2 separate regions of the Homo sapiens genome follow, and region 1 is linked to region 2. The links are chromatin contacts, found by Hi-C or POLR2A ChIA-PET in ENCODE. All regions are on one chromosome and are shown on one strand. The core of a region is the stretch at or near the end of the contact, and the rest is flanking DNA. Distances in the headings are between cores, read along the strand shown.

Region 1 (5,978 bases), core at 2,402-4,901, 64 kb before region 2:
GTTGTGGAGGAGAAAGTGTAGTGGGGAGAAAGTGTACTAGACAAAGCAGGCCTCCGCTCCTGAAAGAAGCCAGTGACAGCAGAACACAGAGTCTCCCACCCATATGAACCTCTGGGAGAGCCAGCAGAAACCTCAATCTTTTCCCCAAGGGGTCACAGGACGAGTGGCTACAGGAAAGGCCATGGCCAATGCTTATAGCCTTGCTTACTCTTCCTCATTTTGCCTTCATATGGCCTTGATCTGGCCTATCTAGTGGGGTGATACGTGACAGAAATACCACAAAAAACATGAAATGTATCCTCTGTTTGCTTTAATCCTACAACAGTCTCTGCACTTAGCTAAGAGACATAAGGATGACTTTGTCCCATGGTGGAGTGGCGAGGATACTCCAAACTCCAAAACTGTATATTCTTAATTGTAAGTTCAAAAGCTTTGATCTAAGTGGGAGTTATAAGGATTTGGAATAAAATATTACAGAAGCTGGTTACTTCCTCTTCCTACCAATGCTATAATGTTTTAGTTTGAGTCTGCTGCTGGGATAGGGAGGAGTTATTTAATCTGGCTGAGTTTAAATTTTAAATGACTGAGAAAACACTGAGTAGTGTATCACCCTAGAGAAGTCTGCAGAAATAGAATTCAAGGTAGAAATTAAGTCCAATTTTAGAAAAACAGAGAGAGCAACATTTTTGCGCACAAGAATTTGTGAGTTGGGAAAGTTGCCTCCCCCAAACCTACTTTCATAATTTATAAAGATATTTCCTTTTAAACTAACTTCTGGGGATTTGTGTGTGAAAAAAATTACTGCATTATAGGTGTTAAAAAGTGCTTTAGGAGCCCTGTATGATTTGACTTGAACTTTTCTTTCTATAAATTCTTATTTGCTAAAGCTTAAAGGCCCTCACCAGAGTTATTTTTCTTTGGCTTTGTAATAATTTGCATCTGAATCTTGATTCCTTGCCCTGTGAAACACCGTGATTTGGGGAATTAATGGTGTTCTGAATAATATATTTAGGATGCCCAGGTAGGCTTAAATAGGAATCCTATCTGGATAGTCACACTGGGTTCTCTCCAGGAGGTAGGCATACCTGGGAACTCTTGAGAAGGGTGGACCAACTGTCTGTTTCCATGGGGAATTATCTACATCAACACTCCTGAGAAAGAACTTATCCTAAAGGAAAAGAATACAGATTAACAAGATGTCTCTCTGGACTCACGTCTGAGTCACAAGATTAGGGACTGCAATCAAGAGTGGAAAAAATCTTGAAGAATTGACTCACTAAAGCTTCCGTCAGACATTGACAGCTCAATGGAGCATTGCTTTGCAGCCCCTGTAATGGTAATCATATGAAAGCATTTGCCCCACCCCAGGGTGACCGTGGGAACCTGGAGAAGTTAAGAAATGAATGTAATAGACTGAACTGCAAGCTGTGGCAGTCTGGGTCTGGAAGGAGAAGAAGCTGTAGAAGATATTTTCCTTCAGTAGCTTCTCCACAGCCATGGTGGGAGATGGCAGAAACAGCCAGCATCACTTCTGGGAGGTGGACCACAGAAGAGAAAAAGAAACAACAGACCCAATAGGGTAGGTAAAGGATGCCCTCCTTCACTCAGGAGAAACAGTTCTTTCCTTCTCAGTCTCCTCTGAGAGGAATTTGAAGAGATAGAGTTGGGGGTTGAGAATAGGCTGGAGTGGCTATAGAGTGAGTGGGGACAAAGTCAAGGAACTTCTGTGTGTGTGTGTGTGTGTGTGTGTGTGTGTGTGTGTGTGTGTTTGCATGTCTGTTTATTGTCACTGTAAATCTATTGTTTACCCCTAAGATCTGGCCTGGTTAAACAACAACAACAAAGGTCTGCTTCAGTTTTTGGGAGGACCTTCTAAGTAGATTTCTGAATTAGGCCTCTCTTCAATTGTCTGGGGTCCCTTTCACATGAAGACTTTTCTGAAGTGGTCCTAACTCCATCACTTAAAGTGCTGTTCTAGCTTACAGGTCCACCAACGGAGGACCTAGATGGTTAGTTGTGATTTCTGAGGGGAGTGGTGGTGGTCATTATTGTCATTTTCCAGATGATGGGTAATCAATGTAGACAAAGGCTCTCCCTGGCAAAGTGACAAGAGTATAAGGAATCAGGAGGTGTTAATTAGCCTTTCGTGGCTCAGCTTCTTCATCTGTGAAACTGAGGTGATTCTTACAGTGTAGTGTGCAACAGAATCATCTGCAGAACTAAAAACAAAAAGAGCAGCTACTTGAGCTTCATAAATACCAAGTTAGAATAACTGCAGGTGAATTTCAAAAGAGCTCCATAGGCATGTCCACCCCACTGGTTAAGGACCACTGAACCATATTTTTCTCCAGGTTCCCTTTCACCTTTGAAATGCTATTGTTCCTCATAAATTTGTATATAATGTTTGTGGAAGATTAAATAGGCACAGTACATATTAAAATTTGTGAGACTTTTAACTTTTTTTAAATAGAAATTTATCCCAAAGAAATTAGGTAATGCACACAAACATGTGTAGTCCAGAATAATTATTCTTGATTATGAAAGCAAACCATTGAGACAACACCAACAATTAACAATAAGATCTTATTTATGAGATAAATTGTGGTATATCCCTAAAACAAGTTACAATTAGTCAATGAAAATTTAATTTTAAGAGACTAATTAATGATATGGAAAATGTTCATAATATATTTGTAAAATAAAAGCAAATTAAAAAATATATGCAAGTGTGGTTGTATATGGTTATAAGTGTGTGAAAATTTATGCTGAATGAAAGATGCTAGACACAAAAGAGTATACATGGTGTGACTCCACTTATGTAAAACTCTAAAAATGACAAATCCAATCTATAGTGGAAAAAAGAACAGTGGTTGCCTGAAACAAAGTAGACATTAGAACTGGACACAAGGCAACTTTTCGAAGTGATGGGAATGCTTTTTATTTTGGTCCTGATGGTGGTTACATGGGCATATAATTTGAAAACTTAAAGTGGGTACATTGTATGGTCTGAAAATTATTCTTCAATTAAAAATATATTTTCTTTCAACTATGTAAAAATGAATATCTAGAAAATTTTTTTGTATAAATACCTAAATTCTAAGCTGCTAAAACAAGTAAACTACTGAAACAAAATGAGGTGAACACTATTCCTTCCATTTTTTACAACTATATGTGCCTGTGCTTTTAAAAAAATACTGGACATATGTAAATATAAATACAAATGGTGGTTATTATGTTTGATGGTGGAATTAGAATTTTTATTATACTTTTCTATGGCTTTTTTTCAAAATTTCTAAAATGAACATGTTATAATTTTTACTAGAAGAAAATAATCATTTTTAAATGTCTGTTTAGAAGATGTTAAGCTGAACACAAAAGCACTGGAAGAACAGATGAACCAAGAGTTTCATTGTTAAGTTATTCTTATCTCTAATAAAATGTGACCTTTATTAAAAAGAAAAAAAAAAACCAGCAGCAGCAATAACAACGTGGGCGAAAAGTGACCGGGTGGGAATGTGCACTGGAGTTATTGAGGGAGCCAAATACACATTCAAAGCTCGTGGGCATGTGGGAATGTCTGTTTCCTTTCATTGAGATGGGCGGAATCTTGGCCAGTTGTAGCAGAATCTCTGGCCTATTTTTGTTCAAGAACTAAGGCCTGTTGCCTTCCCCAGCTGGCGCCCCCCTGTTGTCAGCCCACTGTACTCCAACGTTTCCTGGGTCTGTACAGAGCACAGGTCTGTACATCTCATAGCACAGGTCTGTAAATCCTACACCACAGCCAACTGTTCACAGTGCCCTGGGCAATGGGGAAAAAAAGAAAAGAAAAGAAACACCAGCACTAACCAAGGGACATGCCAGAGATAAAGGAAATGACACAGGCAGTTGCTCTGGAATAAATAAGCAGAGGGGAAAAATGTGGCTGGGAACCTCAACAAGGATGCAGGAGAGGAAGTAAACAAGCAAACAAAGCTCAAGGCTGAGATGTCCTGGAACAAAAGCCCAGCACCTAGGGGAGGATAAAAATCTCACCAGGACCACAGGAAATAGAGAACTTCCTTGGTAGAATCAACTTGACAAATATCCTACAGAGCCATCGATTGTGAAGTCCTGGTCAGCTCTCTGGGTCTGTTCGCTCCTGAAGAATGGGGTGGCTTAAATCCAGGTGGCTGCTTAACAGGATAAACTCAGAAGTGTCCAGACCTAGATGCCAAGTCTAGCACTCCCAGTTGTGATGTAGGGGGTACAATTCTCATAGAATACAAAGAAAGGTGTCCCCCTGGGGTGGCATACATGCTAAGGGTCACTTCCTAAACCTCATCCATAAAATGAGGTTAATCATACCTGCCTCAGATTCTGTAGTACAGGTCAATGACATGATTATGGATTACCCAGTTTCTCCGGGGCCCACTAACTTCTCGTCTAATTGAGATTGCAGTAATAGTTTTGTTGTCTTTTTCCCCTTCCTGTTAGGCTTTGTTAGGAGAATACTCAAGTCTGCTTACACTTAAATTTTTGGAGATTTTTCTAATGACTTAACGCTTTAGAATTTTATTTACTCTTCCCTCCTTTCCTAGAATCCAGACACGGCCTCATCAGATAAGACTAGAAACAGCTCCAGGTCAAAGACAACTCCTCTGTAGTTAGAATTATCACTTCCCTTCAGCCCCGATACTTGATTATCAGATCAAAACTCTGGTGTCCGACTCATCTTTCCTTAGAAGGAGTTCTTGGCTAAGAAACTTCTCAGCCTCTCATGTAAATGGGTTTCTGTTGGACACAAATTTTGGCTATAGGTGCAAGTTTGTTGAACAGTGCCTGCCTATTTCATACTAAGCTCTCAGGAAAAGGAAAAGTAGATCTCACTGTCCACTTGGAAATGATGGTCATGTGAATGAAAGACCAGGGTGAATGCTCTCTTCCCACAGACCAATCATCTTTTCAGATGTTTGAACCTACAAGGATCCTGAGAGATTTTAAGGGATGAGGGACTAAAAGAAAAGGATGCATTTTGTTTTTGTTTAGGTTTTTTTTTCAACACTTAGTTAATAGTCAAATAGGGGCTCTCAGATTTCTTAGCATATTTCAACTATTTCCACCCAGAACTAGCCTCTAGTTAAAATACGTTATTAAGCACTGATTTTATGGGAAGAGAATACTTAGAAAGTTTAAATTATTTTTAAATTATGGTTCTTAACAAACCCAGTAAGGAGGCATGCACTTAAACCTATTGGGAGGTAATATAGGTAAAAATCTAACATTTTATTGCTCCCCAATTAACTTTGAGAATAATACCCCATCTTACATAATCATCTAATTTTCAAATTGCAGAGATATCCAGCTGTGTCCAGTCCCTGTAAAGTCCCTCCAGCCCAGTACTGTGAGTTCCCGAAGAGCAGCCATGAGATTGTTCAGGTTATGGCTCTGCCCATCCCAATGTCCAGCCCAAAGCAAGTGTTCAATAAATGCCATTATTCAATCATCCCTGCTTCTTTTGCGGAGCTTGGAAGTGAGTATGTTGGATGGGGCAGGGATAGCCTTTCCCAGATGTCTCTGCCTGCTCCAGAGAAGCCTAATATAGAGAGAAATCCAAGATACTTTCAAAAGGGCAAAGAGTTGTAAAATCTTTAGATGTGCAGAGCTGCAGAAAATCTGAATTACTTCTGGCTGTAATATAAGGTAAAATAACAATTGTCATGCAATGTCAACGAAGTAGAAAAATGGCCAGAAATGGAGAAAAATAAGGTTCACATGCAAGGGCCAGAGGCATTCAAAGAAGTGATGCAAAATACTGCAATTTACACAGAAGAAGAGTTTAGAATTGACAGTCATGAGATGGAAAGATTGGTCCAACACGAATTCTAAAAGGATGTAGAATTCTTAGTCATCTCAAGATGGCAGTCAGTAACATGCTGCTGCTGCTGTTTTTTTAAATGTAATATGACACTCACCTATATTTACAGGATCAGTGACCCCAG
Region 2 (5,923 bases), core at 1,860-4,359:
AGCTTTACTTCCAACTATGTGGTCAATTTTGGAATAGGTGTGGTGTGGTGCTGAAAAAAATGTATATTCTGTTGATTTGGGGTGGAGAGTTCTGTAGATGTCTATTAGGTCCGCTGGGTGCAGAGCTGAGTTCAATTCCTGGGTATCCTTGTTAACATTCTGTCTCGTTGATCCGTCTAATATTGACAGTGGGGTGTTAAAGTCTCCCATTATTATTGTGTGGCAGTCTAAGACTCTTTGTGGGTCTCTTAGGACTTGCTTTATGAATCTGGGTGCTCTTGTATTGGGTGCATATATATTTAGGATAGTTAGCTCTTCTTGTTGAATTGATCCCTTTACCATTATGTAATGGCCTTCTTTGTCTCTTTTGAACTTTGTCGTTTTAAAGTCTGTTTTATCAGAGACTAGGATTGCAACCCCTGCCTTTTTTTGTTTTCCATTTGCTTGGTAGATCTTCCTCCATCCTTTTATTTTGAGCCTCTATGTGTCTCTGCACATGAGATGGGTTTCCTGAATAGAGCACACTGATGGGTCTTGAGTCTTTATCCAATTTGCCAGTCTGTGTCTTTTAATTGGAGCCTTCCTCTGGAAGTTTTGTCTCAGAGGACTACCTAGCCGTGTGAGGTGTCAGTCTGCCCCTACTGGGGGGTGCCTCCCAGTTAGGCTGCTCGGGGGTGGGGGGTCAGGGACCCACTTGAAGAGGCATTCTGCCCGTTCTCAGATCTCCAGCTGTGTACTGGGAGAACCACTGCTCTCTTCAAAGCTGTCAGACAGGGACATTTAAGTCTGCGGAGGTTACTGCTGTCTTTTTGTTTGTCTGTGCCCTGCCCCCAGAGGTGGAGCCTACAGAGGCAGGCAGGCCTCCTTGAGCTGTGGTGGGCTCCACCCAGTTCGAGTTTCCTGGCTGCTTTGTTTACCTAAGCAAGCCTGGGAAATGGCGGGCACCCCTCCCCCAGCCTCGCTGCTGCCTTGCAGTTTGATCTCAGACTGCTGTGCTAGCCATCAGGAGACTCCGTGGGCGTCTCGCTGCCAGGACCTTCCCAGCCATGTGCGGGATATAATCTCGTGGTGCACCGTTTTTTAAGCCCGTCGGAAATGCGCAGTATTCGGGTGGGAGTGACCCCATTTTCCAGGTGCCCTCTGTCACCCCTTTCTTTGACTAGGAAAGGGAACTTCCTGACCCCTTGTGCTTCCCGAGTGAGGCAATGCCTCGCCCTGCTTCAGCTCGTGTACGGTATGCTGCACCCACTGTCCTGTGCCCACTGTCTGGCACTCCCTAGTGAGATGAACCTGGTACCTAGGATGGAAATGCAGAAATCACCCATCTTTTGTGTCGCTCACGCTGGGAGCTGTAGACTGGAGCTGTTCCTCTTTGGCCATCTTGGCTGCTTCCCACAATAATTGTTAAGTAGTCTTTAAGGTTTATAAATCCCTTTCATATGTATTATTTAATTTACTCCTCATGACAGCCATATAAGGTATCATCATTACTTTCCCTGTTTTGCATGTTGGGAATTGGGCCTCAAAAAGGAAAAATGATTTATTTGTCCAAGTTTACTCAGTAAGAATCAGAGCAAGTTTTCAGGCTTTGTTTCCCTGACTTCAAATACTAAGCCTTTTTATTCCCCAGGGCATGAACTCCCACTCAAGTTCAAGTGAAACTGCTTAGAAGTAGTATATATATATTTATAAGTATAGTGCAAACAGTTAGGTCCCAATGATACTTCATTGTCCAAATGCAATAACTAAAATTTTTTGAGAACTTCAAGCACTGTCTAAACACTTTGTGTGTACTGACTCATTTAATCCTTATGAGAATATTATGAGGTAGTCACCATCATCTTCATCATCTTCATTACCATCTTCTTCCCCATATTACAGAAACTAAGGCACAGAAGTGTTAGAGATAATGATGAGCATCTCAAATAGCTCATGGTAGATCTGGGATTTGGACCCAGGCAATCTGATGTAAAAGCCCCTGCCCTAAATCTCTACACTCTGCTTCCTATTACTGAGACTGGTCATAAACATCTGTCACTGGAACCATCCCTCTCAGACCTAGCACATGCACCAGAGCTCAAGGGTGAAATAGGAGTTTCAATGTAATCCATTGTTTTGGAACTCATAATCCAGAACCTATTGTGTAGTTTTGTTCCACCATTCATTCACTTACTCATTGAAACATTCACTCATTCATCCATTCAGTGGATACCTACAGATCTCTTACTGCATGCCAAGGTTTCTGCTGGGAGCTCTGCCAGCAACTGTGGGCCCTGGGCCTCTCCGCAAGAGTCTCTCCCATCCTGCCTCGTGATGTTAATCCACATACCTTCATGCTCTCTCTGTGGTGCCTCCAATCCTGCACACAGCATTCCAGGCATCTATGCACGGATACCCCCTTTCCACTTACACAAAGCCCTTTATATTCAGCAACATTCTATAGCTCCTCACAGCAAACCCTAGAGGATGGAGCAGTCATTGTTGCTGATTCCCACTTACAGATGAGAGAGTTCAACTTTTGCTTTTTTAGTTAAACCTCTGTATCAAGGTAACTCTCAGAAAAGTCTTCCAATAATTAAATATTACATTTGGAGAGTGAAACATCATTGGCTCTCAGCCACAGGGCTACAGGGGTGTTATGTATAATTGGATAACTAATAATAAACTACCAAAATTTGCCAGTAATTTTTTTCTAAAAAGAAATTTATGTGCGTTCCATGTTATCTCTGTAAGAACCTAGCTTTTACTTGCATTTCTATATGTTTTCTTTTGTAGAAGTAACAGTGCTATAACTGGTGGGTGCTAGGAATTGCTCCAACATGCAATCTCTCTGTACCACAGCCCAGGGGAAGCTGTTGTCAGGAATAGTAGCTTGTCCAAGGTCACATAGTGTCAGAACCGGGACTCAAATGAGGTCCCAATTCCCTAGACTATTGGTGATTTTTTTTTCCACTCCATGACATCCTGTCCCGCTTTCCTACCTCAACTCTGCCTTTTGGAATCCTACCCTGAAAACCTTGTTTTAACAGGGTGGGACCAGGGCCAGAAAAGGTCAGAACGAGTCCACTTACAATTTTTGGACACACTTCTGGAAAGGCTTCCCACAACACCAACAATGACTGCCAGGGCCTGCCAACAGCTCCCAAGTTCTAAGTTGCCAACCCTCACCAAAGATAGCACATGCTAGTCTAATTATTTCTTACCCTTTCAAAGCAAATATTCCTGAAGAAAGACTGGCCTATCACTTGTTAAAATGCATTGTGAGCATTTCTAGGCACTCTGACTAAAAAAAAAAATTTTAAAGCTCTGTCAGTTTCATGCAAATAGTGTGTAAGTTGAAAGCGTACTGTCAAATATTCGAGCCCTGAAGGGTTTGAGGCAAAACCAAGAGAAGCAATCAATGAGGAGATTTTTCATGGACCTTGGCTCATTTACATTCTGCTAATTTACTGAGACAAAGTGAAGCCTGGCAACTAATTGAGAAGGCTCTTGATGCTGGAATATTTTGTGTAAATGAAAACCTGCCAGTCTGGTTTTTTTTTTTTTTTTTTTGAGAAAAATATGCTTCTAAAGACAGAATTATTTAATATTATAGATGTTTAGATTTCTACATTTAAAAGTGTAAAAGTGGACATAAAACATCTTAATTAAATCGGTTTCTCTGCAAAGGACTGAGCAATGGCTTTTGGCTCCTGAAGGCTGGTATTAAATTTAGTGTCTCTTGCAGAACTGAAGTCTTTATGATACCACACTGCGGTAACTGTGAGTGTGGTTGCAAGTGTGAATTATTTGTGCTGAAGGCCTAGGGAATGCTGTTATAACTTAAACTGTTTTAGATCTACAAAGAGCAAATAACTGGAACAGATAAGATTTCCCATTGTCACATGCTGTGGCTTGGAACTCAGACACAGGGAGCCAGTTGGGAAGAGAAATAGGGAAACTTTCTTTATATCTTTTATCTTTCTGACCAAATGAAAGGTATAAACACAGGATTCTGAACTGACTAGCATGTTCATGCAAATGCAGGGAGCTAGGGGAACAAACCCAATGAAGATATTTTACAGTTTGGTATTTTTCGCTCCCCTTCAAATTTAAGGGCAAGACACTTTGCCTGGTATAGTGCCCTTTGGGTTTGGAAAGCACATATTGGGGCTTAATTGAATTGTTCCTTATAATAGTCTGGGACCACACATGTTAGTTACCTCTGCCCCATTAGGCCACAAGCTGGTCCATGATCACCCTTCTTAATTTGCATTTTTGGCTCCTGGTATCAACATCAGGACACTCATTCTGAGGCAGAATGCCAAAAACATAGACCCCAGACGCCCTAATCTAAGTGTTCTAGTTCTGTGATGGTATGAGATTGAGTTAGGCAGACAGAGGACTGGTGAACTGTATATGGATTCTGAAACTGTGAATTGTGCATCTTCTGAGTAATTGGTTTAGAAGCAATCAGGGGTTTAGCTAGAACAGTCGGGTTTCTGGTGTTGGCAGCAGGCTCTTGGAGTGCCTTCGTAATGTTTCATCCTCTTCACGTGTACAGGGCACAGTAAATCAGGTATTTGTAAGTCAGGGCTGCCTGTGCCAGAAGCATGTAAAAATAGCATGTATTGAGTACTACTGTGAGTCAGGCACAGTGCTAAGTGCTTTGCATACACAATCTTCTTCAATCCTTACTTTAGTCCTCTGTGATGTGTATTCTTGTTAACATCCCCAAAAGAAGACAGAAAGGCTAAATAATTTGTCCAGAGTGAAAGACCTGGTAACTGGCAGAGGCAGGATTTGACCCTGTCCGAACTTACCAAGTGCAATGAACAAAATACTACTTCCAGGTAGAAAGAAGAGAGTTGAACATCTAGGTAGAAAGAAGAGAGAAAGCCTCTAGGGATCAGGATGAGTCATGCAGCAGGTCACCGAGCAAGATGATTAAAACACTGGAATCAAGGAACAAATCTCCAAAGTCAGTTTCCAAGAAATGTAATTTAAATGTTTCATGCAATAGCATCTTACCTTTGATCATGATATTTTTCAAAGTTGACTACTGGAAACACAAATTAAAAAAAAAAAAGCTTTAAAGTTATCCATAGAAGATCAATGTAAAGTTGAAACTCACATGTACAACCTGTTAAGGCACAATGTCCTACTTTGTGGTTTTCACACCAGGCTTGGGAGACTGCAAACACTTATTAATCTTATGCATGTGGCTGGGTGCACAAAAGCCAGCCCATGCATTTGGCCTTTGGATAGGAAACCCACAACTCACACCAGGAGGACATATGTCCTAAAATTTCCTTGAAGAGAGGTAGGCAAATTCTTATTTCACAGGCTTTTGGAGCAACTGGGTTAAGTGATCCCTTCTGTCTGTCTCCTTGTTCTTCTGCCACAATGCCAATGGTCCAGGCTCTTCACAGGGGTAAGACAAATTCCTGAGTGCCCAATGGGCACTCTACACTGGAGATGGAATCAGGGCACCATCTTGGATCCAGTGAGCACCCTAGGAAAGTAAATCTCACTCAAAGATGAGAGGGCTGAGTTCCCTCCACCCTTCCTAGTCAGCTGCCTTGAATTGTCTATTGGCTACTTCTGGGATGTTTTTGTATTTCCTGGGCTGGTCTGATTTTCTGTTTGTTTGGTATTTTGTTGGTTTTGTTTTGATATTTATCTAGATGTCACTATGACAACTATTTATTATTACAAATATTGTGCATGTCAGTGAGGTGGGATTTAATGTTTATGGTCTTTCTATCCACTGTATGATCTGCTTCCCAAATTTAATTGCCCACTCTATGTTTAGAATTATGAGGCTAGTTGATTCCAAGCTCAATGTTAATTTAATCCTTTTTCTTCCCCTTTCTTACCTCTCTTTATTCTCAATAATATCGTATTTGTTTTTCATATCTGGCATTCACACCAAGCAATGTTT

Evidence for each region. A loop is a pair of places that touch in the nucleus more often than their neighbours do. ChIA-PET counts read pairs that join two places held with the same protein, here RNA polymerase II (POLR2A). Pooled maps may share reads with other maps.
Region 1: a loop to region 2 is called in a map of cardiac septum, with 3 times the contacts of the local background. The contact joins two enhancer-like sites. A Hi-C loop is called at or near these places in 1 of 168 maps with a recorded cell type or tissue (cardiac septum) and 2 of 50 pooled maps. POLR2A ChIA-PET finds 5 or more read pairs at or near these places in 1 of 52 experiments (OCI-LY7).

What each region holds. Positions count from the first base shown.
Region 1 is chr11:103,798,589-103,804,566 of GRCh38, reverse strand. No RefSeq gene overlaps it. Among named protein-coding and RNA genes, the nearest start is that of MIR4693, 48 kb to the left of the region's middle. Within about 2 kb of position 3,651, at least 5 of the 41 ENCODE cell types and tissues checked have a DNase peak (open chromatin) inside an H3K27ac peak, as active enhancers do.
Region 2 is chr11:103,734,362-103,740,284 of GRCh38, reverse strand. No RefSeq gene overlaps it. Among named protein-coding and RNA genes, the nearest start is that of MIR4693, 110 kb to the left of the region's middle. RefSeq lists an enhancer at 568-1,113. Within about 2 kb of position 3,109, at least 4 of the 41 ENCODE cell types and tissues checked have a DNase peak (open chromatin) inside an H3K27ac peak, as active enhancers do.